Regions from separate parts of the Homo sapiens genome. Here regions 2 and 3 are each linked to region 1. Evidence: read pairs that join two places in POLR2A ChIA-PET (ENCODE). Cell type or tissue: B cell. All regions are shown on one strand.

The links. Peaks named below come from ENCODE experiments on the same cell type or tissue, not always from the same donor. Only the 100,000 strongest peaks of a DNase experiment are listed, where the experiment ranks them.
Region 2: POLR2A ChIA-PET joins it to region 1 with 17 read pairs; 3 of 35 experiments call an interaction of 5 or more read pairs at or near these places.
Region 3: POLR2A ChIA-PET joins it to region 1 with 12 read pairs; 7 of 35 experiments call an interaction of 5 or more read pairs at or near these places.

The regions. Positions count from the first base shown.
Region 1 is chr10:124,596,681-124,604,680 of GRCh38, forward strand. The region is part of intron 6 of LHPP (phospholysine phosphohistidine inorganic pyrophosphate phosphatase); the gene reads left to right. Among named protein-coding and RNA genes, the nearest start is that of FAM53B-AS1, 100 kb to the right of the region's middle. In B cell, no CTCF peak of the experiment used is centred here; DNase peaks (open chromatin) are centred at 3,741, 4,881, 6,551, 7,831 and 4 weaker places; H3K4me3 peaks cover 645 bases; H3K27ac peaks cover 6,419 bases.
Region 2 is chr10:124,530,544-124,538,543 of GRCh38, forward strand. All of the region lies in intron 6 of LHPP (phospholysine phosphohistidine inorganic pyrophosphate phosphatase), which reads left to right. Among named protein-coding and RNA genes, the nearest start is that of LHPP, 73 kb to the left of the region's middle. RefSeq lists enhancers at 2,550-3,083, 3,084-3,616. In B cell, CTCF peaks have their summits at 1,781, 3,868 and 4,068; DNase peaks (open chromatin) are centred at 3,968, 4,741 and 5,398; H3K27ac peaks cover 4,413 bases.
Region 3 is chr10:124,715,709-124,723,708 of GRCh38, forward strand. The region is part of intron 1 of FAM53B (family with sequence similarity 53 member B); the gene reads right to left. Among named protein-coding and RNA genes, the nearest start is that of FAM53B-AS1, 16 kb to the left of the region's middle. RefSeq lists an enhancer at 7,951-8,000. In B cell, CTCF peaks have their summits at 3,941 and 4,140; DNase peaks (open chromatin) are centred at 2,663, 3,763, 3,883, 7,693 and 1 weaker place; H3K4me3 peaks cover 3,109 bases; H3K27ac peaks cover 8,000 bases.

The sequences.
Region 1 (8,000 bases):
GGACACCATGAAGCTGGGTGGACGGGTGGGGAGGCCCGACTTTAAGGGACCTGCTTCCTAAGCAAACAGGCCAGGACAGAGGCTGCAGGTATAAGCCCTGCCCTGCCACCATGATGGTGAATATGAGGTGTCAACCTGATTGGATTGAAGGATGCCTAGATGGCTGGTAAAGTTTTGTTTCTGGCTGGTTAAGTGTGTCTGTGAGGGTGTTGCCAGAGGAGACTGACTTTTGAGTCGGTGGACCGGGTGACGGAGACCCACCCTCCGTGTGGGTGGGCACCATCTCATCGGCTGTCCTTGTGGCTGGAACAAAGCAGATGGAGGAAGGTGGGAAGACTTTGTTTGCTGGGTCTTCTGGCTTTCATCCGTCTCCCGTGCTGGATGCTTCCTGCTCTGGGACATCAGACTCCAGGTTCTTTGACCTTTGGACTCTGGTTTAGCTGGAGCTCTCGGGAGGTGTCGGCTTCCCTACTTTTGAGGATTTTGGACTCGGACTTGGCCATTACCAGCTTCTCTCTTCCCCAGCTTGCGTACGGTCTGTCGTGGGACCCGCCTAGTGATCGTGTGAGCCAGTTCTCCCTAATAAACTCCCTTTCATGTATAGACATGGATCCTATGAGTCTTTTCCCTCTGGGGAGCCCTGCCTAACACAGTGGCATAGAGCTCCAGGCAGGCCCCTCACCTGGCCTTCAGCTTCAGTTTCTTTGCCTACTGGGCTGAATATTGGTGTCACCACCCAGGATAGCAAGTCCCCATCAGTGTCACTGCCACCTGTCGAAGAGATCCCCCAGCCCAGCACTCGGGTCTGTGAGTGGCAGTGGAGATGACACTAGGCTCTAAGTAGTGGGGCTGCGTGACTCCAGCGCCCCTAGGACCAGCAAGGGCACCCAGAGCACTGTGGGAGGACTGGTGCCGCCTCCCTGCCCCCCTGCTTTCTCCTGGGCCACTGGGCTAGACATGGGGCCTCCCTGCCCCCATGTGGTTTGGCCTGAAAAAGAGAGGAGGTGGGGTGGCACTTCTGGGGCAGCCCAGAGTGAGTGCCCTGCCCTGAGCCCAGCGTGTGCCCTGCCTGTGCCCCTGGGTGGGGGGTGCATACAGACCTCGGGGGGATCTGGCCGTTGGAGTGCGCACTGGGAGGGACGGAGTCAGCTCTTTTTAATCTAAACACACACCAGGTGCTTAACGTGTTTTTATCAAAATATCAAGCACAGCTGCAAGAGGCTGCTCTGCTCCAAGGCCCTACGCCCAGGCCCGTCCCTCTGCCAAAGCGAGCCTTTTAGGTGAGCCCTGCCGGCCACCTGCTAGCCCAGGCCCCGGCTCCTGGTGGGCCCTGGACCAGGCTGCAAGCATATCCAAGTGCATGGCAGTGAGACGTCCAGGCCTCCCAGCCCCAACTCTGAGCCTCCGTTGGGTCAGTGGTAAGATGGGGCAGTGGCACCTACCTCCCCGGCTGCTGTGAAAACCAAGTGAGCGGAAGCATGGCAGCCCCTCACCAGGTCCCCAGTGGGAGGACTCTCAATGATTGGCACTGCCAGGAGTAATGTTATGAGAGGAGCGTCCCATCAGCCTGGAGGGGACACAGGCTGGGTCAGCACCCACAGGGGCTTCCGCTTCTCTGTCTCAGGGGGTCCAGGGTGGCCCCTTGCCACTGGTCCCCAGGCACAGCCGCTACACAGGTGCCTCTGCAGGGTCTGGGAGTCAGCTGTCCAGGGCCTGCTTGGCCACCGCAGGGCAGGAGTGTGGCACTGTGAGCCTGGTGGCCTGGCTGGGCGTGGCCTTGAGGTTCTATTGATAACCCCATGGGGAAAGCCCCCCTGAGGTGCTTGGGCATCGGACCTGCCCACCATCTCCTGAGGTGGGGCCTGCTCTCCAGACAGTCAGGTCAGCATGAGTTCCCATGAGGCCAGGGCCAGCACGAGGAATTGCTGGGAGCGGTCCATCCACCCATCCGTCCGTCCATCCATCCATCCATCCATCCATCCCTATCCACCTGTCCACCCTGATGCAGTTCCTGCCATCCACGTGTCCATCTGTCTACCCGTACACCTGTTCATCCCCATCCATCCATCCCCCTGTCCATCCCTGCCCATTCATCCACCCTGATGCAGCGCCTGCTACCCACCCTTCTCTGTCCATCCCCATCCATCCATCTCTGTCCATCCATCTGTCCACCTGTCCATCCCCCTATCCATCCCTGTCCATTCGTCCACCCATCCACCCTGATGCAGCACCTGCCATCCACCCTTTTCTGTCCATCCCCGTCCATCCATCTCCATCTATCCATCTCTGTCCTTCCATCTCCATCTATCCATCTCTGCCCATCCATCCATCCATCCATCCATCCACCTGTCCATCCCCATCCATCCATCCCTGTCCATCCATCCACTCATCCACCCTGATGCAGTGCCTGCCGTCCACCCTTCTCTGTCCATTCCCATCCATCCATCCATGTCCATCCATCCATTCATTGCCCATCTGTCCACTCACCCATCCACTCATCCCACCCACCCATCCATCCACCCATCCGTCCCCAGCCATCCATCCTCCTGTCCATCCCTGTGCATGCATCATCCTTCCAACTGTCTGTTTGTCCATTCCCATCCATCTATCCACCCATCCACCCAGGCGAGCACCTGCCATGCCCACGACCTGCACCATCTCGGTGAATCTCCATCGTAGCCCCAGGAGGGGCTCTTTTCAGCTGCACTTTCAGGATGAGAGAAGGGAGGCTCTGAGTGGCCATTTGCCCAAGGTCACACAGAGCTCAGGGCCAGCGCTTCCCATGGCCAAAGCCCAGGCCCCCTCTGCCAGTCCCGCCTCCAGGCTTGCAGGTGGAGCAGCCAGGGGTTCCGTACTCCCTGCCAGGCAGCTGCCAGCCCTCCCCGCTCCCCTCTCAGTTCCTCAGCCTGGCTATGGGAGGCCCAAGTCCCACGTGTCACTGGAATTCGGGAGGCCTGGCTCTCAAAGCTTTCTGTACAAAACAAGGAGAAAAAGAGAAGCCACTTTTGCTGTCTGGACATGCTGTGGGTGTCCTGGGGAATGTGCTGGCCCACTGCTTGGGGCCTGACTTGGAGTGCCCAGGAGCTGCGTCTGCACTGTGGCTTGAACCGAGTGTCGTGCTCTGTGGACAGAGCCATCCACTCTGGGGGTGCTCGTCCCATGGCACTGTCAGCCCCCATTCTGGAAGGTCCCAACTGGGTCCCCCAGGCCTGTGTCCCAGAGACCTTCCAGGTCTTCATTCACTGATCATGCATTTATTTTGGGGGTAGGATAGGTCCTGAAGACCACAGGGCAGGGATCTCTGAGTTGGGGCTTTTGCGGAGTGAGGGAGTGAGAGGGTGTTCCAGGCAGAGGAGGTGGCAGAGAAAGGCACCAAGTGAGGCAGGGGCAGTTGGGGACATGAGTGCTCGGGAGCGGGGAGAGGGGGCAGCTGGTGGGTAAGCAGAGGCCAGCTCCAAGGCCCCCCTGTGGGCCACATTAGGGAGACAGGGTCTGGCCTTGTTGGTAGCGCGGCCCCTCGCAGTGATGGGTCCCCTGTCAGACCTCCAGGATCCTGGGTTGCTGGTTTGGCGCAGCCCCGGCTTCTGTGAGCTTTTGTTTCTGTTACTGGCACCTGCAGCTCTTCCTAGGCCCCTGCCCTGGGGCACTGGTGCCTGCTTCGCCAAAGGCACAGAGGGCTGCAGGCGACTGGGGCAGGGTGGGGGGCTCGCCTCTTAGGGCTCAGCTTCACTGGCCAGAAACAGGGCTGGCTCGATCTGGGTGTTGGCCTGGGTGGGGTGGCCAGCATGCCCACACCTCTCAGTCTGGATGTGGGGAGAGGTTGTTCCATCCAGGGCAGTTGGTCTCCAGAAGGAAATTCTCTGTATCTGGGTGCTGCAACCTAGGTGCCCGGGGTCTCACGCAGTGGGGCCTCCCCGGAGGAGGTGAAGTGCATGTGGCCCCTCGTGCTGGATGGAGCTGGACTCTAGGGAGGACCAGGAGGGTGAGCTCAGGCCAGGGCGCCAAGGCCCTGAGCCCCAGGGGCCTGCCTGTCTGCCCATCATTCCTCCACTCATGGGGAGGGACTGCCCCCCAGCCCAGATTTCTAGGAGGGCCGAGGCTCACAGGAAGCCAATGCCAGGCGATAACCCACAGTCCCCAGTGGTCAGTAGGAAGGAGGCTGCCTGCTTGTGTGCTCATTAGGAGCCAAGGCCATGAGGCCACTAACGGAATGTCCCTGATCTCAGGGATCTCAGTGTGGAGGTGGCAGCACACAGGTAACCAAACAATTGTGGCAGATTGATGGGTGCTTTGATGGGGTCCACACAGTTACCGTGGAGTGCAGAGTGGGCACCTAACTGAGGAGGCAAGGGTTGGAGGGAGGAAGGTTTCAGGGAAGACTTCCTGGAGGAGGTGACTTGTTCTTAGGGAATGAGGCCCAGGGAGCTAAAGCTTTAGGGCAGGGCAGCAGATTCAGAGACACCCCCAGGGGTAGGGGGAAGTGCACTAGAGTGACGTGTGCCTGGCGTGGGAACAGGGAGACATTAGAGAATAGTGGGAGTGTGGCAGGCTGGGCCCGCCTTGCCCCTTTCAAGGAAGCAGCTGCCGCGTCACACGCTGCAGCGCAGTGCTGCCCATGGTTTGTCGGCCCATATTGTGGGATCTTTCAGATTTTCTCAAGAAGCCAGGTTTCCAGCTCCTAGGTTTGAAAAGTTCTATGTGCGCTTGACCGGGGGGCCTTACGTACGTGAATTGGGTGAGGGCCTGAGACAGGCGGGTGAGCACTTGCCCCACACTCCAGCCAGGATTGGGGGTTCAAGGTACCGCATTTGCCACGTGAGGGAGTCTCTGGAGACCACCAACCCGCTGGTGGGCGGCCAAGCGTCACCACCAGTCCCTCTCAGTGCGTCCCACCTCTGTTCTCAGCCCCTGCGGTGCCCGCAGTCAGTGGGGCAGTGAGAACCGCGCAGGAAATAGCTGGCGCCATGGTGTCGGTTCTGGTTGACAGAGTGCCACCTGGCTAAACCCAGCCGTAAATAAGCCCCGTTTCCTCCCTGTGGACAGAGACTGGTGGGTGCCAAGGTTCACGGCAAAAACCCTTCCCCGCCAGGCCCCACTGCTCTCTGCCTGGCTGGCACACGCCCTTGCCTCAGGCCTGGCTCCCCGGGTCCTGTTGACCACCAGGCTGCAGATCCCAAGGAATGCAGGCATCTGGGTGGCCCCACGTGGAGCACCAGCCATGGGGAGGCCGTGGGCTACCAGGCCCTGCGTGCACTCGCAGCATGCACCACTCCTTCTCCAGGTCCCGTTGACCTCCATGTGTGCTGTGCCCCGTCCTCCGCTGCACTGCCTCTTCGTAGTGCCCCAGCTCCATCCGGGGGTGGGTGGGAGTGGAGACCCCTGCCTACAGGCCTCCGGGTCTAGCCAGAGTCAACCAGCCCACCAGAGACACCCAGATGCAGGCTATGCCCCACGTGCCCAGGGAGGATCTGCTGACGTGAGCCCAGATTTCGATTCTTGTGCGAGGGAGACGAACCAGGTTTAAACCCCAGCTCTGCCACTTCTGGCTGTGACTTTGAGCATGGCTGTTCATCTCTGGGGGTCTCTCTCCTCATCTCAGAGAAGCAGATCATGGTGCGCACCCCATGGCGCGCTGTGCAGAGCACATAGAGACGCCACCCACAGCTGGCTTACTGCAGAGGTGTGGGCCCATTGTGGTATCGCTGATGTCCTGGAGGCCACAAGTCTGCTAGCTAGAGGAGCCTCACCTGCATCCCGGGGCCTGCCCACTGGCTGGTGGAGAGCTCTGGGTTGTGGGCAGCAGGCAGGCCTATTTCCAGTGAGTCTGTGGCTCCTGGGGGTGTGTGAGACCTTGGGCAGATCCCTTCCTGTGCCTCGGTTTACCCACTAGGGCTCAGAGCCCTGGGGGACTGGCTCAGTGAGTGCCTCCTTCTGCGAGGAGAGACTTTTGTCCTTACTAGCCAGAGGACAGGTCAGCCGGGGCAGGCTCTGGGCCCTGGGCACCACCCACTGGAAGGAAAGGGGGTTCAGTTAGCCCAGCCCTGCCCCCCAATGGAAGAAAATTGGGGTTCAGTTAGCCCAGCCCTGCCCCACCCCAGCTCTTCACACATCCAGATCCAGATGGGGGCCAGACCACCAGGAGACTGTAAGGATCCAAGGCCGAGGGGCAGGAGACGCAGTGCGCCCCTCTCCTATTTCTGGGTTGCAACCGCCCACACATGTGCACACAGGGAAGATGTCTCTTTTGGTTGGGGGGCACAGGACCCCACCTCACTCTTAGCTCTGAGACACCCTTGTCAGGCCTCCTGGACAGGTGGGAGGGACAGGGCAGGGTGGGGTGTGGCCAGCTGCAGTCCCTGGGAGGGGTACTGGGGCTGGGCCAGGCCAGGGCAGGACAGAGTTGGGGAATCCAGGCCCCTCACCATTGCCCTGGCTCTTTGTATGTAGTGCTGCCTGCGGGCGGCAGCCTAGCTGGACACCTGCAGTGCGCTCATGCCCAGCCTCTGTGGGTGTCTGGCTCACCCCACGTGGGAGGAAGGCGGGCACGGGTGGTTTGGGCTGGGCAGGCCCAGCCCGGGTGCACAGCTTTCTCATCCACACACACATTCCATGTGTAGGGGCTCAGGGGGAGGGGTCACCTCCTCCCTCCCCACCCCTCCTTGTTACAGAGGAGCAGATGGCCAAACGGATGGGGGACAAGCACCTGACAGGGCCACTGCTCCTGCTCTCAGCTGGGCCAGTGGGAAAGGGAGCTTGGCACCTCCAAGGGAGGTCCCAGCCAGGGGAAGTGTGTCCCCATCCCTGCTCTGGTCCCCAGGCCAGAGAGGTGAGGGACCCAGAGAGGCCCAGGATGAGGACTCCTTCAGTCCTGGGTTTTTGTTTGGATTTTTTTTTTCTGCCAAGTGACTTCAAAGCCGCCCGAGAAGGTCCTGTATGTGTGAGCAGGTTGGGCAAGGGGAGGGCGGGTCTCCAAGCTGGGAGCCTCCTCGCGGCCCTCGCCTCGGCACTGATGTGGCCCTGGACCCTCCGGTCCCTCCAGGCCACCCTTCGTGCCAGGACCCAGCTGGCTTCAATGGCAGGAGGTGCCCTGGGCTGGAGGGTCCCCACGCTGGGCTCCGGGGCTCCAGGTTGACTCAGCAGTCCCCAGGCCTGTGGGCAGAGCTGGCCTGGGAGGACACGGGCCTGAGGGCTGAGCAATCCCTGAGTGAGAACAGGTAGCTGAGGCTGGAGCCTGTGTCCCCCAGGCAGCTGCTAAGGCCCGGGCCTGGGGCTGGAGTGCTGGGCTCAGGTGCCATGTGAGCTCTTTGCAGGCAGGGACCAGGTCAGAGTCCTTTGTGTGCCTCTTGACCCCCAGGTCCTGGGAGAAGAGGGGCTTGGGAGGCCTTGGCTGGATGCACAGGCTCCATGGGAAGGAGCTCCTGCTCGGGTTTCTTTGTAAGCAGCACGACATGGCACCTTCCCAGAGGTACATGGGTCTGGGCATGTCATTCCCCGACCTGCTTCCAGAACCCAGGGGACGGAGGTCGGAGCAGCCTGCCTGAGATCTGTGGCCATCTCCACTCCGCCACCCAGCTACCCCGTAAGGAGGCCACCGACCCTCGGGCACCTGCCAGGGACCCAGCTCAGGCCAGGTCACGGGCTGGATGTGGGATGTTCTGGGCCTTCTGCCCACCTCACTGGGCCCCAGCAAGCTGCTGTCCTGAGGGTGGCCGTGCTGGGCCAGCACGTGGACAGCAGGGAACCCCATGGGCACAGGCCTAGTGTGTGTGATGTACCGGTGCAGACCATCTGATAAGCAGCCTTCAGAGAAGCTGCGGGTGTGCAGGTGGAGGCAGACCTCCCAGCTGCATCCTCCAGGCACTTGCCAGGGTCAGGCTCTGGTGAACACCCTTCTAGAAATAACCCCCCAGGCCCCCGGGGGTCTTGGGCTCCTGGGGTTCTGATGGAAGGATGCCCCTTGCCCGGCCTCACTACCTCCACCTCATGAATCACCCTCTGTC
Region 2 (8,000 bases), 66 kb before region 1:
ACACACATATACATACACTCACGCCCAGACCCCCCCACGCCCCAGGCCACACATGTGGGCCTGCTCACACCCCACTCATTCCCTCCCAGATGCCGCACCACCCCCATGCCCTGTGTGCCCTCTGCCTCTCGGGGCCCTGGGGCCCCAGCTCCAAGAACCACGGGCTTGCTTTAGCCAGGCTTCCACAAGCCTGCCCATTCCTCAGGACACTGACCCTCTCCTCTGCCACCCTTCACGGGTGCAGACGATGAGCATGGAGAACACCACAGCGCACAGGGCCGAGGGCCACCATCAGAGTCTCCTGCAGCCCTGGATTCCCTGGGCCTGAAGCAGGCAGAGCGGCCAAGGTAGCCTCATCAGCCTCACCAGCCCGTCCTTCTTGTCTCCCTGGCACCTTGTCAGAGAGAGGCCTAAGAACACGCTCTGGGCATTGGGGGCCTCCCAGTGTTCCCTGCGAGTTTGGAGAGGCCAGGTCCCTGGGATGAGGACACGCCCACCCGCCAAGCTCCCCTCCTGCCAGTCCCACCTGGAGCCTTTATGCATGCTGTCTGCGCCCTTCACCTGTCCCACCACCTCTTCTTTGGCCTGCCTGGATCCTGCCATATCCTCAAGGCCTTCCCTGGTGATGGAATTCCAGAGTCCTCCCAATTGCAAGGGCCTGAGGGATCCGCTGCCCTCCAACCCCACACCCCGTCTCAAGGTCATGTGCTAATCCCGTGCAAGCTGGGGTGTGGGCTGGCTGCCATGTCAAGCTCGTTTCTGTTGTACCCAAAACACAGTCTCACCTCCAGAAGAATTACCTGGCACTCCCTGGAGTTCCCGCAGCCTTCTCATTTTCAAATAATTTTTCAGATTTCCAGAATAGAAAGAAATTCCATACACCCTTCTCCCAGAGACAGACCCCATTCAAGCTTTGCCAATCATTCCATGAACTCCTCTAGAGAGGGGAAGACCCAGTCCGGGGCCAGGCAGCTCTCTCTGGTCTCTCTGGACTCCGTCCTGGAGCACTTCCCTGTCCTCGCCTCAGTTCTCACAGATTGCCAGTTTTGAAGATTACGAGACAGTCATTTTGTGTGGTGTTTTCTCATGATACAACCCAAGTTACGCGTTTGGGGCTAGCATTGCTTAGAAGTGGTGCTGTGCTTGTTCTCATAGGCATGTAATGTTGGTTTGCCCAAATATTGCTGATGTTAACCTTGACCTCTTGTTTAATGGCAACCACATAATGTGTTTTTCCCCTTTGTGATTGATACGTATTTGTGGGGAGATGCTTTGAGGTGATGCGATGTCCCACTTTCATCTGCCAGTTTTAGTGTCCCTTAGTATTTCTTGTTTGAATGAATGATTTCTATGATGGTCGCCAAATAACTCCATCATTCTTCCTTGTATTTACTCCTGGTGTTTTACTTTAAGGAAAGATGTTCTCTTCTTTCCACTGATTGATGTATGCCAGTGTGGGCTCGTGGCTTCCTATGTAATTCAGTGGGTTATCGTCTGTTAACCGTCATCACTGGGATATTCAGATGGTCCCCGACGCAGGCACTGGCAGCCCCTTCAGGCTGGCCCTGTGACCTTTCGGCACATCCTCACCGTTCTTTGAGCCCTTCCTTGCATTTTGGCCCAAAAAGATGTTTCAGGTTCATTTGTTCAGTCTTTGCTTCAGCCCTGGAATCGGCCATTTCTCCAAGGAGCCCCAGTTCCTTCCAGTGGAGGGCACTGTTTAGAATCTCAGCCCAGGGCCCCAGGTGTGCTTGTGTTGTCTCTGGGCATTGCTGCTCAGGCCCTGGCGGTGGACAGAGGTAGGAAAGATGCGCATGGTATGCAGGTGTGACACACACATGCGTCCATGCTTACCCTACCCACCTGGACCTGCCCAAAAGCCCGAGCTCACAGCAGTGCCTCCGATTCCAGTCCAGCAGCACAGGGTTCCTTCTCACCTCATGCCTTTACACGTTCATGCCTTCCTTCCACAGCAGGGAGAAGCCTGGCTTCCTCATTCTCTCTCCATCTGCTTATCGCTCTATCCCATGTAGAGCCAAGTCCCTGACCTTGCCTGTGGTGGACACTCTGCGTTTGTTAAACTGAATAACAACAATCCTCCCTATTGGGAGAAACCTTTTCAGCTTCCCAGGCCATTTCTGCATTTGTGGTTCTCTTCCAAGCCTCTTGGGTAGGCATAGAAAGTCTTCTCTGTTTTCCAGGGAAGCTGCAGACTCACCCAGCATCACCCAGCTGGTAAGGGTGTAGCAGGACAGTGCCAGCATGTCTGTCCCAACTGTCCCTATGGCCCCTATGGAAGATTAGCTATGTGGTGGCAAAGTGTCCCGAGGAAGGGGCATTCTGGGATGTTCAGGTGCTCGACTGGGCTGGGACTTGTACTTTGGAAATGAGAAGAAGCCCAGGCTCAAATCTTTGCCCCACTGCTTGCTGGCAGGAAGACCACTGAGCCTCAGTTTTCTCATCTGTAAAATGGACTTATTTTGGACTTACTTCCCAGGTATCCTCAGCACCTTTATTACAGGAGCTCCATTAATACATGGCTGCAGGAGGTAGTTCAGGGAAGCAATGGGAGTGGAATGCTGGGTGCATCACGGCCTGGGGTTGTCAGCCTGGCCTCTGCAGGCATCTGAGATATTCCTGAGGGCAGATTCAGCCAGGCCAACACTTCTGGATAGAACCACAGGGCCATAAACTGAGACCATTGAGGGAGACTGCTTGGCTTGGAAAACTCGCCCAGGGACCATGTGCTCTGATTTGCAAAATGCACCCCCCAGAGCGGCTTCCTGCCTTCACTTTGTGCAGAGTTGGGGGCGGCAGGGGCGTGGGGGGTTGGATGGACCATGTCACCCAAAAGTTTGTGTCCTCGGATGGGGAGGGGAGAGCGTCTGCCCAAGCACAGCCTGGAGGCTTCCCTTACTTCCGATGACCTTGTGGCAGTCAGTGTCACCCGGACAGAGTGTGGCACGCCTTGGGGACCAGCCCCTCCCAGAAGGATAGGCGCTTGATTGGAAACGTTGACTTTTCATTTAAATAAGTAAAGGTCAAGGCCTACTGCATGGCGAGGAGGAGATGGCTCTTCCCTGCCTCTGTCCTCCCTTACCCCCGTGTGAGTGGACAAACCCCCCGTCCTCACCCAGGTGGCCCGCTTCTGCCACCCGCACTATATCCAAGACACAGCCCAGCTTTGCAGGCACTTGCCGTGTGCTCCGCAGTGTGCAGGGTGATGAGATGAACAAGACCATGTGGCCTGAAGGGTCCCACGCTGCAGAGGGCCCCAGCCCAGGGCCAGACCCCAAGTGTGTGCCTGGAGTGACTCAGGGGTGCGCGAGGAGGACTCAGTGGGATATGGAATGCAGGGGCTGAGGCATAGGGAGTGACACAGGGGCTCAGGGCTTTCCCATGAGTCGAGGCTCATTGGGTTGGCAGGGACCACATCTGCCCTGGTCGATGCCCTGCCCATGCAGGCTCTAACGGCAGAGTTTGGGGATTGGGGCGGGGGATGCAGGGGGCCTGGGGTGGGGAGCTTGGGGGCAGTGGGCCAGGCAAAGCAGAGCCCTTTGCTGTGTTGGAAACCCCTCAGAGGCCCTAGGCGTGATAAGTGAGTGTGACGCAGGAGAGTCTCTCTGCATGGGCCACCCACAATTGCAGAGAAGACGCCCTGCATGTCATAGGCTTGGCGGCCCATGCCGGGAATTTGGCATGGCCGTCTTTCCTCCGGTGCTGGGGAGCTCAGCAGCTGGAGGCAGATGCTGGATTGTCTTTCTCTACCGCAGCAGGGCAGGTAGCTTGTCTTTTAGTTTGTTTTGTTAGTCTCCTGTATCTGTGACTCTGCAGAGAGCCAACGGCAGGAAGAGGGCAGCACCGGCACGTCGGAGGCCGAGGACGGCTTAGACGGGAGGTCCGGAGGCTCTCAGCCTGACCAGCCCTGGCCTAGGGCCGGGGAAAGGCCTGGGCTTTGGGGTCAAGGGCAGGGGATGAGATCTCAGACCCACGACCTAACCATTGACCTGCCTGGGCCACTTCACCCCTGCATGCTTCCTTCCCTGTCTGTAAAAGCGGATCACGTGAGGGGCCTTGCAGGAAGCTCTGAGGCCCAGTGAGGCCCCCGGGAGACAGGCGAGACCGCTGTGAGCGCCCGTCCTTCCCGCCCGGTGCCTGGCAGGTTCCTATGCGCTCTCGGGGCTTCGGGCTGGGGCCCTGCTGCGGCGAGGGGGGTGCTCCCCAGGCTGGCGCTGTCGGTGGTGTGGCTTTGGCTGACACGAGGTGGAGAGGATCTTGTTGACCTGACCGTATAAAGTAGCAGTGAGGCCTTACAAGTAGTTCTAGGCCTGGAAAGGAAAGGGAAAGAAAGAGCAATGGAATCTGGTATTTTCTCAGGTGTCCTGGACTCCATCTGAAAGATTTCGCCATGGGAAACATTCCTTCCTGGGTCCTCGGCGCCTATTGTTACAGCACGCAGGCACCCGGGCTGTGGCCTAGGGGTGAAACCTCTCTCGATTGTGTGGCCATAGGTGGTTACTTAACTTCTCTGTGCCTCAGCGTTGCCACTGTGTGTGGCGATAGCAACATGTCTTCTTCCTAAGGTTGTTGGGAAAACACTGATCGCAACAGTGACAGATGCAGGACCCACTCCACCAGAAATTGTTCCATGAGCTTGTTTACCCACCAGACGCCTGTATGAGAGAGAACTGACATCGTCCTCACTTTGCAGAGAGGTTAAGTAACTTGCCTAAGGTCACACAGCCTTTGAACCCTGGGAGTCGAACTCCGTCATCTATGCTCTGAACCACTCTGCCACATGTGGTGGTTACTGTCAGTTCCATTTGTTTCCACACAGCTTTAAGTTAGTCCTGTGGTTTGCTTTTATTTTATTTTTAAGACATGGTCTTGCTCTGTCACCCAGGCTGGAGTGCAGTGGTGCAATCATAGCTCACTGCAGCCTCGACTTCTGATGAGATTCTCGCATCTCAGCCTCCCAAGTAGCCGGGACTATAGGCACATGCCACAATGCCTGGCTAATTAAAAAAACATTTTTTTTTTTTTTGTAGAGACAAAGCTGTTGCTATGTTGCCCAAGCTGGTCTTAAACTCCTGGCCTCAAGTGATTCTCCCACATCGGGATCCCAAAGTGCTGGAATTAGCTTGGCGTGAGCCGCCATGCCTGGCCTAGTCTGGTGGGTGTTTAAACCTTGCTGGCCTTTAGGGGTGCATGCTGTGAAGACCTGTGGGCCAGAGGCCAGGTATCAGGAGGAGACACTCAGGCCTGTTGAATCAGCTCAGTGCCACAGGGCTGCAAGAGCAGCTGCTTCAGGCTCCTCAGGCCGTGGGCCCCTGAGCACCAGTTCTGCTCTGCTCCCTCAGGGGAACTGGGGAGATCAAGGTGGGGCCCCTGGACCTCCCCTAATTCAGCCAGAGAAGCTCTCATCTCTTCCGGGGTCCCAGGCAGGATTCCCCTGGGCTGGGGTGGGAGGTTCTGCTGCTTTAAAACCACTGGAAAGGCTTGAGAACCAGTGATCTTCTGCCCTGTTACAGACGCGGAAGCCGGGGTGGAGCAGGCCTGTAAGGTGGGGGCTGGGGCCGGCACTGGGTCCCCGGGCTTTTCCACCCCTGCCGCGTGTGCGTGCAGACTGGCCCTGCGGTCCATGGGCTTGGGCCTGCCTTTTGGCTTGCTCCCGAGTATTTTGCCCAGAGGCCTTGTGGCTTTCAGGGATGCTGTCTGGGGCTGGAAGTCAGTCCTTGTTTTGTCCTGGCAGTAGTCAGCAGGAGGGAGAAGAAGGGGTTAACCTGTCTGGAACCAGGAAAGAGGAAGCGGTAGTGTTCCCGCATGCAGTCCCAAATAGACTCCTGCTCCTGCTCCGAGGCCACCCCAGCCAGGCTGGATGGAAGCTCCCCGGCTGGGCCATTGTTCCGGCCCCTCTCCCTCCACCCTGAGAAAGCCCCCAGCCCGGTGGGTCAGGGCAGGACATGGACAGGCCAAGGCTTTGGGCTCCAGGGAGGCCAAGCTGCTGGGGCCCAGAGACCCTGCTGTGTATCCCAGAGCCAGAGAAGAACCTCCCTGAGGGCTCTGTGAGCCAGAGGGCTGGGGGATGTCAAGAGACAGGCAGGGCAGGGCTGCAAGGTTAGAGTGAGGGGAGGGGTACCTGGTGCCATTTTGGAAGGGACCCCTGAAGGCAGGAAGCAGGACAGACCCCCCGCCATTGGCAGAAGACCTCTGGAATCCTGAGATACTTAAATTCCCTGCGGCAGCTCCAAGCCTAGGGAACCAGACAGATCGGGGAGGATTGGCTAGAACAGTGCATCCTGGTGGGTCGTGTTGGAAGCTCTCTGAGGTCCCTCTGCTGCTGAGAGATGAAGGAATGGAGCCCTGGCTCTGCTGTGGGATGCCAGGCTGCCCAGGCTCCCCGACCTCTCCAGCAACAAAAATCATAAACACAGCATATGTAATATATAAATAATAAAAGTAACAGCCATCTTTTCAGAATAATCTAGCACTTAGAATGTGCTAGGGAACATACAAGCACTTTTCTCCTTATTTACAGTAAGCCTTAAGGTAAATTTCATCATCTCCAGATTTTAAGTAAAGAATTTGAGAATCAGAGACATTCACAGCAACCTGGTGCACCCGGAGCCTGGCTGACCCCAGCACCGCTGCTGGCGGCCCCACCTCACTCGCCCAGTCTCCCTGCTTCCCCAGCCACCGTCCAGCTACCTCGAGAGATCCTGGGAGCATGGTGATTGTGGGGTGCATGGGGGCCCGTGAGCTGTTGGGGGTGTCAGGGTTCTGCCCGTGAGATCCTCCTTGTTGCCAGACATGAGGACCTGGACTGGCAGCTGTGGGTGGCCTCATGAATCAGGGATCAGAGATAGCGGGCAGCAGGCGGGCCCAGCCCGGAGCAAGCTGTGCCATTGGCGATGCGGGGAGGCTGGCCCCATCGAAGGCTGGTGGGACTGGTGGAGACTCCTGTCCACTGCTCAGCACTAGGCCTGCAGCAGACACCATGAGCCCCAAACTTCCCAAAGCCCTTCCCCAGTCCCACAAGATGGTGTCTGCGGACCGTGCTCGTGAGAGATGGCAGCCAGGCAGTCCCCACAGGGCACCCATTTTCAGCTGCCCCCGCTTCTCAGACAAGGAAACTGAGGCCAGAAAGCCAGGTGGCCCAGGAGCTGGCTTCCCCATTTCCTGCTCCTGTGGGCCCCACTGCAGTGCCCATGGGCCGGGCTGATATTACCCGAGACTTCGGAGCTCTCACGGGTGCGAGTAATTTAGGCTGCATGGACACAAGCTGCTGGCTTGAGTCGCCCCGTTATGAATGTGTGTGGGTCTGTGCCCCTTTCATGTGCTGCCACAGGGCCCACGAGTGTGCTGAAAGGGAAGGACACGGCCAAGGGGCCATGGTGGACAGGAGACCTTCTTGGGGGTTCGGTGGTGTCCTTGACCCCACTCTGACTGAGCACTGCCCCAAGGCACTGCCATTCCAGGCCCCCTTCCCTGAGCCTCCCACCCCAGGCCCACCCACCTGCTGGGTCCTCCCACCTGCGGGGCCCGCCATGCGGGGTCACCATGCGAGTCTCACCATGCAGGGTCACCACACGAGTCTCACCATGCAGGGTCACCACGCGAGTCTCACCATGCAGGGTCACCATGCGGGGTCACCATGTGGGGTCACCATGCGGGGCTCACCATGTGGGGCTTCAGGAGCTTGCTGAGCACCCTCCCCACCCACGGTCACTCTCCCTGGGGTCTGTAAGCCTCCCTGGGCCTGAGCAGCTCCCAGCCTTGCTGCTGCCTTTCCACTTCCTGGCAGTGAGGTCTCCTGGGTGCCTTCTCTCAGCCCTTTGGGATGTTTTTTGTGAGGAAGGGAGGCTTTGATGCTGTGGAGCATCTGTAGTGCCCACTCCAGTGGCTTCACAGGAGCAGCAGGCTGTTTGTTCTGAGCTGTTCCACCTTGTGCCTGCCAGAGGGGAGATAGTGGACAGGCCTCCCTCCCCCCAAGTGGTGGG
Region 3 (8,000 bases), 120 kb after region 1:
CCCAGCTCAGTCCCAGAGGAGCTGCAGGGCCCTGGCTAAGCTCTGCAACTTTGCTCAGCTTTCTGCCTTTGTAACATGTAAGACGTTACCCTTGTGCTGCCCGCCTCAGCTATAAGTTAAGGAGGTAACGCCCTGTAGGTGGGGGCACTACAAAAATATCCCTAGAAACACTGAAATCCCTAGGTAGGCACAATTCCTAGCAGGGCATAGGCCCTTATTAAATGCTCATAAATTGGATAAAAGCATCTCGTCTTCACAGCTACAGCATTAGCTTCTAGGGGCCAAGAATATGTTTTTGAGTCCTCCAAGCACCTTGCTCCTGCAACTGGGCTGGTGGACATTCAGCAGGGCAAGTGAGAGTGGCTGGCTGTACGCATGAAGCACCTGCTGTCCTTAGACAGAGAGGGCATACTCACCCCTTCCTCATCCCTCCCTCCACAGGAAGGTGTGTCCTCAGAGGTGCTTTCTTCAGTAACTGGGGCTAAAACATATTCCCTGATCTAGTCCTTCAGGTAATCAAAGGCCACCGAAGGCCACACTTGGGGAAGGACTGGGAGTCACACTACACAGCTTGAAAGAGACTTGACCTGGGCCCCTGGCTGAACAAAGTGGCCCAGGCTCGCCTATGTGTCTCCTTAATGGAAGGGGGAAAAACAAAACAAGACAAAACAGTAAACTGAGCTGCTGAACCAAATCGGAACTCTGTTCTCCTGGACTTTTCAATGTTGTAGGGATTTTCTGCTTTTTAAAGCAAATAACATTTCAAGAGGAGGGGGAGGAATGACATTATTCAGGGACATAAAAGTGCTGGGATCCAAAAAGCCAAAACAAATCTCAACATGGGAATGAGACAGCCCATGTTGTTTCTTGAAACTGAAGCCAACTGCATGCATGACTTGTCAAGAGTCCATTTATCAATGAAAAATAACTGATGGACGAGCTTCCTATAGGCACTCCCATAATTCTCACGACCGCTCATGTCCTTTTAACCCACAAACACTATGAAAGAAGAGCTTGCTATAGACTGGAAGCTGCTTGACACACTCAAAAGGAAGGAGACGAGGGACAAGAGGCACGGAGAGAGGAGAACTCACACTTACCGAGTGGCCACAGAGCTAGATGCCGCCTTCTGCTCCAAACCGGGGGAAGGGAAAGAATGGGAAGAGAACCAGAGGACAATGAGGGGACCGCAGCGGGCCCCAAAGATAATCTACTATCATGTTAAGCCACTTAGCCTAAGACAACCATGACCTGTTCTTCAGTCGGACCTATTTATAAGTATACTGAATTTACTCAAACCATGACTAAAAACCAACAGAAGAGGGGTGGAAAAAAAAGATTTAAAAACAAAAATGGAAAGACCCAAACAAAAGGCTGTGTGGCCTAGGTGGATCAAGCAGGACTTAGGGGATGGGGGCTCTGGGCTTGACAGTGCCACTTACTGGCTCTGCCCAGTTTGCCAAGTTATTTCCCTCCTCGGAGCCTCAGTTCCCTCATGAGTCAAATAGGATGCTGGGCCAGATAAGCTCCGTTTCTGACTAGTGAGACTCTAACTGTAGTCACGTATCAGCTGTGTGGCTTCAGCCAGGTCTTTATGACTCTCTGGGCCTCAGTTTCCTCACGTGTCACAGGCAAATGGCAACTCTGGAGAGAGCATGAAAATCAATAGATTTGAAGGTACTGAATGAACTATAAGAAAGGACAGTAAGCTGATGATGCCTGTCCTGGAACAACTGCTATGCTGGCCTTTCCAGTCCTACTCAGACCTGACCTGCAGTTCAAGGTCCCAGGAAACTGGACAAAGGCAAAGGCCAAATCCTTACTTGCTGCCATCAAAGTGCCCTGGCTATGACCTCCCATAAAGCAGAGTCGGAGCAGGCCACAGGGACTCTTCCAATGGGTGGGACCGAGGTAGCGGGGAGGTGGTGTTGCAGAACCTGCCCCTCTCTTACATATCCATGGGGTGAGGATGGGGATGTATGCGTGATTGCATTTTCCAAGCTCAATCCTTATGCATACAGGGGCATCTTGGTGTCTTTCAGTGACGCTAACAACAACCTGATTTAGAGGAGTTTCTTGGAGAGCCAGGAAGTTAGCCAGTGACCAGTTTTGACATCTTCATCTTCTAGGACAACTCTCAGGACAAGAATCTCCTTTTCCTTTACAAAATGTTTATGAGCTCTCGGACTCTCCCTCTCCTGCAGGACAATCCACCCCCAGCCCAGGCTACAGACACAGCTTTCCTACCGGTGCAGCTCCAGTCACTCAGCAGGCAGGGAGAAGCATTCCTGTTGGTGTCTACAGCTCTCACAGAACCCCCAAAGACACTGCACAGAGGGAAGGTAATCTCTCAGCAGCTGGGCCTTGGAACACAGCTGCGAGGGCAGTGATCTCTTTATCTAGGAGGCCTGCAGGCTGGTAGCCCCAACACACCGGTCTAAGACTATATCACACTGGGACATGACAGGTGATGCAAGAAGGTCCCAACAAGCTCTGTAAGAACTGCTATAGGCACGAGAGGCACCAGGTTGCCCATGTGCCACCCACTCATCAGAGGTCACATCCTAACCTCAGCTCACACTTCAGGACTTCCCCCTTCCTGATCTGACTGAGTCATATCTACCAACCTACAGGGTCTGTTGTAGAAATTAATCAGACAGGCTCATCAATCACATGGTAAGCCTTCCGCCTTCTCCCTTCTACCCCCACATCGCGCTGCAAGCTCCACCACACATTCGAGAATGCCATCATCTGCCAAAACAAAACTGGAGGGACTCTAAGCTGCCAGGCGGGTCTGTCACATGACAAGTATACCCGAGCTCTGTGGCACCTCTCAGGTCAAACAGCCAAAGCTATCTACCTGACTCCTACTGCAGGGGAGGGTTCTGGAGGGCAGGATAAATTCTAGTAAGACTACTCCCACCACCAGCCACAGCACAATGGCGGGGGAGCCGCTGCATGTGTAACAACAGCCATCTGTCTATTCACAGATCAAAATAGCACCAGATTCTTGCCTCTTAAGGCAGAGAAAGAGATTTCTGCAAAGAAGGGCTTCACCGCCAGGCGCAGTGGCTCACGCCTATAATCCCTGCACTTGGGCAGGCTGACGCAGGTGAAATGCTTGAGCCCAAGAGTTCAAGACCAGCTGGGCAACATGGAGAAATCCCCATCTCTATAAAAAATTTAAAAAATAGCCAGGTATGGTGGCATACACCTGTGGTCCCAGCTACACAGGAGGCTGAGTAGGGAGCCAGGAAGGTCAAGGCTGCAGTGAGCTATGATAGCAACACTTCACTACAGCTTAAGTGACAGAGAAAGATCCTGTCTCACAAAAAAAATAAAAAAAAAGAAGAAGAAGAAAGAAGGAAGAAGACGAAGAAAGGCTTCATGAAGTCCTAATTCAAAGCTAAGTCCAGGCATTTGGCTTTAAATTACTTAGAACTGGCCACGGAATTAATCTAAGAAGTTTGGAGGAACAGCTGCTCAACGGGTCTTGAGCTCCTTCTTTATTTTTTGGCATGCCATGGGGGTGGGGGAACAGGAGAAGAAAGGGGCACCTCATTTGCAAACACTTGCCCCACTTCCTTCTAAGCACTCTGGATATGACAATCAGGCCTCCTGACTTAGGGCAAAGACCTGGGTGGAGGGGTGTTAAAGAGGAAATGACACAGCCAACCAGAGTCACCCGGCTTTAAAGCAAACACCTTGGGATGCCAAGGTGAACTCTTCTCGGCTTTTCGTTACAGATCTAAGCGAGAGTCAAAAGACTCTGGAAGAGTTAACCCAACTTCCAAAAATGAGTAATCATCTTCCTCGTTAGAAATGGCCCAGGCTCCAGAAACAAAGATTCATTCTATTGTTTGTCCGCAGCACACCCCAAAATGCTTGAAAGACTGCCAAGTACACCAGCTGCGGCTATAGCTGTCACTGTCCCCCTAGTGGAGCCATCTGAACCAGGCTTGGTTGTACTTCCCTTGCTCTCAGGAAGCTCATTCACTAAGTCAGCAGCAAAACTCTAAAGCCAGGCCTCTGAGCACTCCTCCATGCACCTCCCAAACCAAATGTGGACTGGCCTTCACCTCGCTGTGGAAAGGGGTTCTTCCCCAGTGTCATCTGGATGGAGTTCAAAAATGTGCAGGAGAAGGAAAAGTTACACATCAAAAAACCAACACGGCCGGGCACAGTGGCTCACGCCTGTAATCCCAGCACTTTGGGAGGCCAAGGCAGGCAGATCACCTGAGGTAAGGAGTTCGAGACCAGCCTGGCCAATATGGTGAAACCCTGTCTCTACTAAAAATACAAAAATTAGCAGGGTGTGGTGGCGGGCGCCTGTAATCCCAGCTACTTGGGAGGCTGAGGCAGGAGAATTGCTTGAACCTGGGAGGTGGAGGTTGCAGTGAGCCGAGATCGCGCCATTGCACTCCAGCCTGGGTGACAAAAGAGAGACTTCATCTAAAAAAAAAAAAAAAAACAAACAAACCACCAACACTGGCCACCTCGATCAGGAGCAGACCCAAGGGAGGTGGCATAGATATGTTCTCAGACTTAAAAATAATAATAATACCAGCCTAGGCAATATAGTGAGACCTCGTCTTGACAAAAAATAAATTAGCCAGGCATGGTGGCATGTGCCTGCAGCCCCAGATACTCAGGAGGCGGAAGCAAGAGAATCACTTAGGCAAGCCAAGGCTGCAGTCAGCCATGATCACACCACTGCCTCCAGCCTGGGCAATAAAGTGAGGTCCTAGCTTCGAAAATAATTTTTTTTTAAGTCATAAAATGTAAAAACAAAAAAAGAAACCCTATCCGACTGAATAACTGGATGGGATCAGAATTGATGAAATTTAACAAGTACTGGTCAGAGGTTGACATTGAAGCACCAAAACCCAGTTTCCAGTGTGCTGGATGAACAGTTAACAGCATGCCACCAGTCCTGACAAAAGCCTGCGTGGCAGGCAACTGTACTCATTCATTCAACAAACCCTTACTGAGTGACTACTTTGTGACTGCTGGGATGATGGTAGGGGCTGAAGACATGAACATACATAAGCCACAGTCCCCTCCCATGGAAGTGAAAACTATTAACAACTGATGGATGAGTGAAATAAAAACTAAATTAAAATGCACTAAAAGGCAGAGGGTATTATTAAAATATCTTGATAAAAATAGCATGATAAAATAACTGGGACCGCTAAAGTTCAGAAATCTGGGCCGGGTGCGGTGGCTCACACCTGTCATCCCAGCACTTTGGGAGGCCAAGACGGGCGGATGGCTTGAGCTCAGGAGTTCAAAACCAGCCTGGGAAACATGGCAAAATCCCATCTCTACCAAAAATACAAAAAAATTAGCTGGGCATGGTGGTGCATGCCTGTGGACCCAGCTACTCGGGAGGTTGGGGTGGGAAGATCGCTTGAGTCCGAGAAGCGGAGGTTGCAGTGAGTCTGGATCATGCCGCTGCAGTCCAGCCTGGGGGACAGAGTAAGAATCCATCTCAAAAAATAAAGTTCAGAAATCTGCATCACAACCTTCATGGGATGGGTGCAAAGTCACCCTGCAGTCTCTCCCTCCCACATCCTGGCAGGTCCCCTGCCTGGACAGACTCTTACTCGCTTCAATTATTAATAAATCAACAAACTACTGACTAGAACTGTGATGTTCACGAGGCCCAAGTCTAGCAAGTGCCGGAGGTGGCATCCACATCCACAAGGCCCCAGCAAACAAGGCTGGCAGAGCCGCACTGCAGGCTTCAGTTCTAGCTGACCTTGTCCTGCAGGGTATGGCCTGAAGGTCACAGTCTGTAAGGGAGTCTCCCCAAGCGACGCCAACCACACCCCTGGGCGAACCTTGCTTCCAGAGACCACACTGGGCCAGGTCTCCTTTTGCAGAGCTTACTTATGGGAGACAGTAAAGGAGTAAGACAGCTTCCTCAAGACTCAGCAGAATCCAACTTAAAGTCACTTGCCTTTCACAAGGGGGAACAAGTCAACCTCTAGAGAGATGAGCGTAAAACATAACCTGCCTGTGTCCTCGTGCGGTTCTATCCTCCTTACTCACTCTCCCTGTGAACACGTGTGTGAGTGCCAAATCAGCCTGCCCTGCAGACTGTCCTACTCATGAGCAAAATAGTACATATCGTATCGTTAGGCACAGCCAAGATGGGAAGTGGCCTAACCGCCTAACAGGAAGGACAGGATAAATACACACTGCAACACCATGCAAAGGACGAAACGCAGCTTTCTAAGAGGCTACGAGAATATGTGGAAGCTTAAAAAATTTTGATCTCATAGAAGTAAAAAGCAGAACAGAGGAGACTAGAGGCTGGGAAGGGTAGGGGGAAGGCGGGGAACAGGAAGAGATTTGTTAAAGGATACAAAATTACAGCCAGATAGAAGGAGTACGTTCTAGTGTTCTATAGCACTGTAGGATGACTAGAGTTAACAATATTATGTAGTTTCAAATAGTTAGAAGAAAGATATTGAACACTCCTGACACAAAGAAATGATAAACGTTTGAGATGTTGGAAATGCTAATCACCCTGAGCCGATCATCATACATTATATGTGTTGCAACATCACTATGTACCCCATAAATAAGTACAATTATGTGTCAATTTAAATTTTAATTTTAAAAATTAAAAAAAAGAAGGCTTTGGGAGCCCAACACATCCAAAGAGGAAACCATCTTCAGGTATAGTGCTAAGTAGAAAAGCAAAGATCAGAACAGTGGGTATATTAAGCTCCCATTTGGGTGAAACTAAATAAATAATTGTGCCAATAATACAGAAGTCCTGGAAGGATACAAAGGAAACTTAACATAAAACCTGTCTTCAGGGAGCGGAAATGGGTAGCCGGGAACAGAGATGAGAGAAGACTCTTCAAGAAATGGCTTTTTGTATGTTTTCAATTTTGAACCAAACGAGATATTGACTTTCACAAGAAATAGGTAATACTTTCTAAAATCAAAAATATAAAAAATACTGTATTTTTATACACACATTTGTGTGTGTATATATCTGCATATTCTTGCACATGCATATGGAATATCTCTGGGAGGACAAACAAGAAAATGACAACAGGAGCTCCCCCCAGGAAGGAGGGAGACGTGTAGCTGGGGACAGGGATGAGGAAACTGCTTTTCACTGCTGAGTTTGTACACATGCATGTACTGCCTATTCTTAAAACATTCTGGAGTTCTCCAAATACCACATGCAGTTTCCTGCCTCCAGACCTCTGCTCATGCTGGTCTCTCAGGCTAGAACTTGCCACCCACTTCCCCTGCTCCCTGCTGCCCTCTCAGCCTCCAGACTCTCTAACCTCATCTTTTAGACTCAGCTCAGGTGTCACCACCTCCAGGAAGACCTCCACACTCCACACTGAGTCAGGTCACGCCCTCTGCCTCTGTGCAGAATGCAGAGCTTGAATCACAGGGCCATGAAATGAACCAGCAAGCTGCCACCCCTACAGACTGTGTGCTTCTGGAGGGCATGAGCCCAGCCTCAGTCCCCTGAGTCCCCAGAACCTGGCACAAAGAGCTGCTCAGGAAATGTCTGCTGAAACAAAGAACACAATCACCACGTTAAGTCAAGTCTCAACATTCTTGGTGCCAGAGATACTGAAATCTGTCTTGCTTGCAGGGGGTTTCCGATAGCTATCAAAATGTTGTTAACACTAATTCAAAGCACAGCACCTCCTGATTCACGGAGGGGCTGGGCTCAAAAGTTTTCTGGGTTCCACAGTAGCAGAGCATAACAGAAAAACACAGTGACCAGCACAAAAACCCCTGTATCTGATCATACTCACACCTCCTCAGGAACCTGAAAACACTCATCAGAGTTTCTGTGGGCGGGAGGGTGGCCAGCAGCCCTCTCACACCCAATCATGGGAAAACTGAGAGCCCAGGGCCCTGCCCTAACAGCTTTGTTTTCTGTGTTCTGCTTTTAGGAGGAAGAGTCTTGCTGCAGTCAGGGCCTGATGTGAGGCGGGCAGCACTTGCAGGGCCGG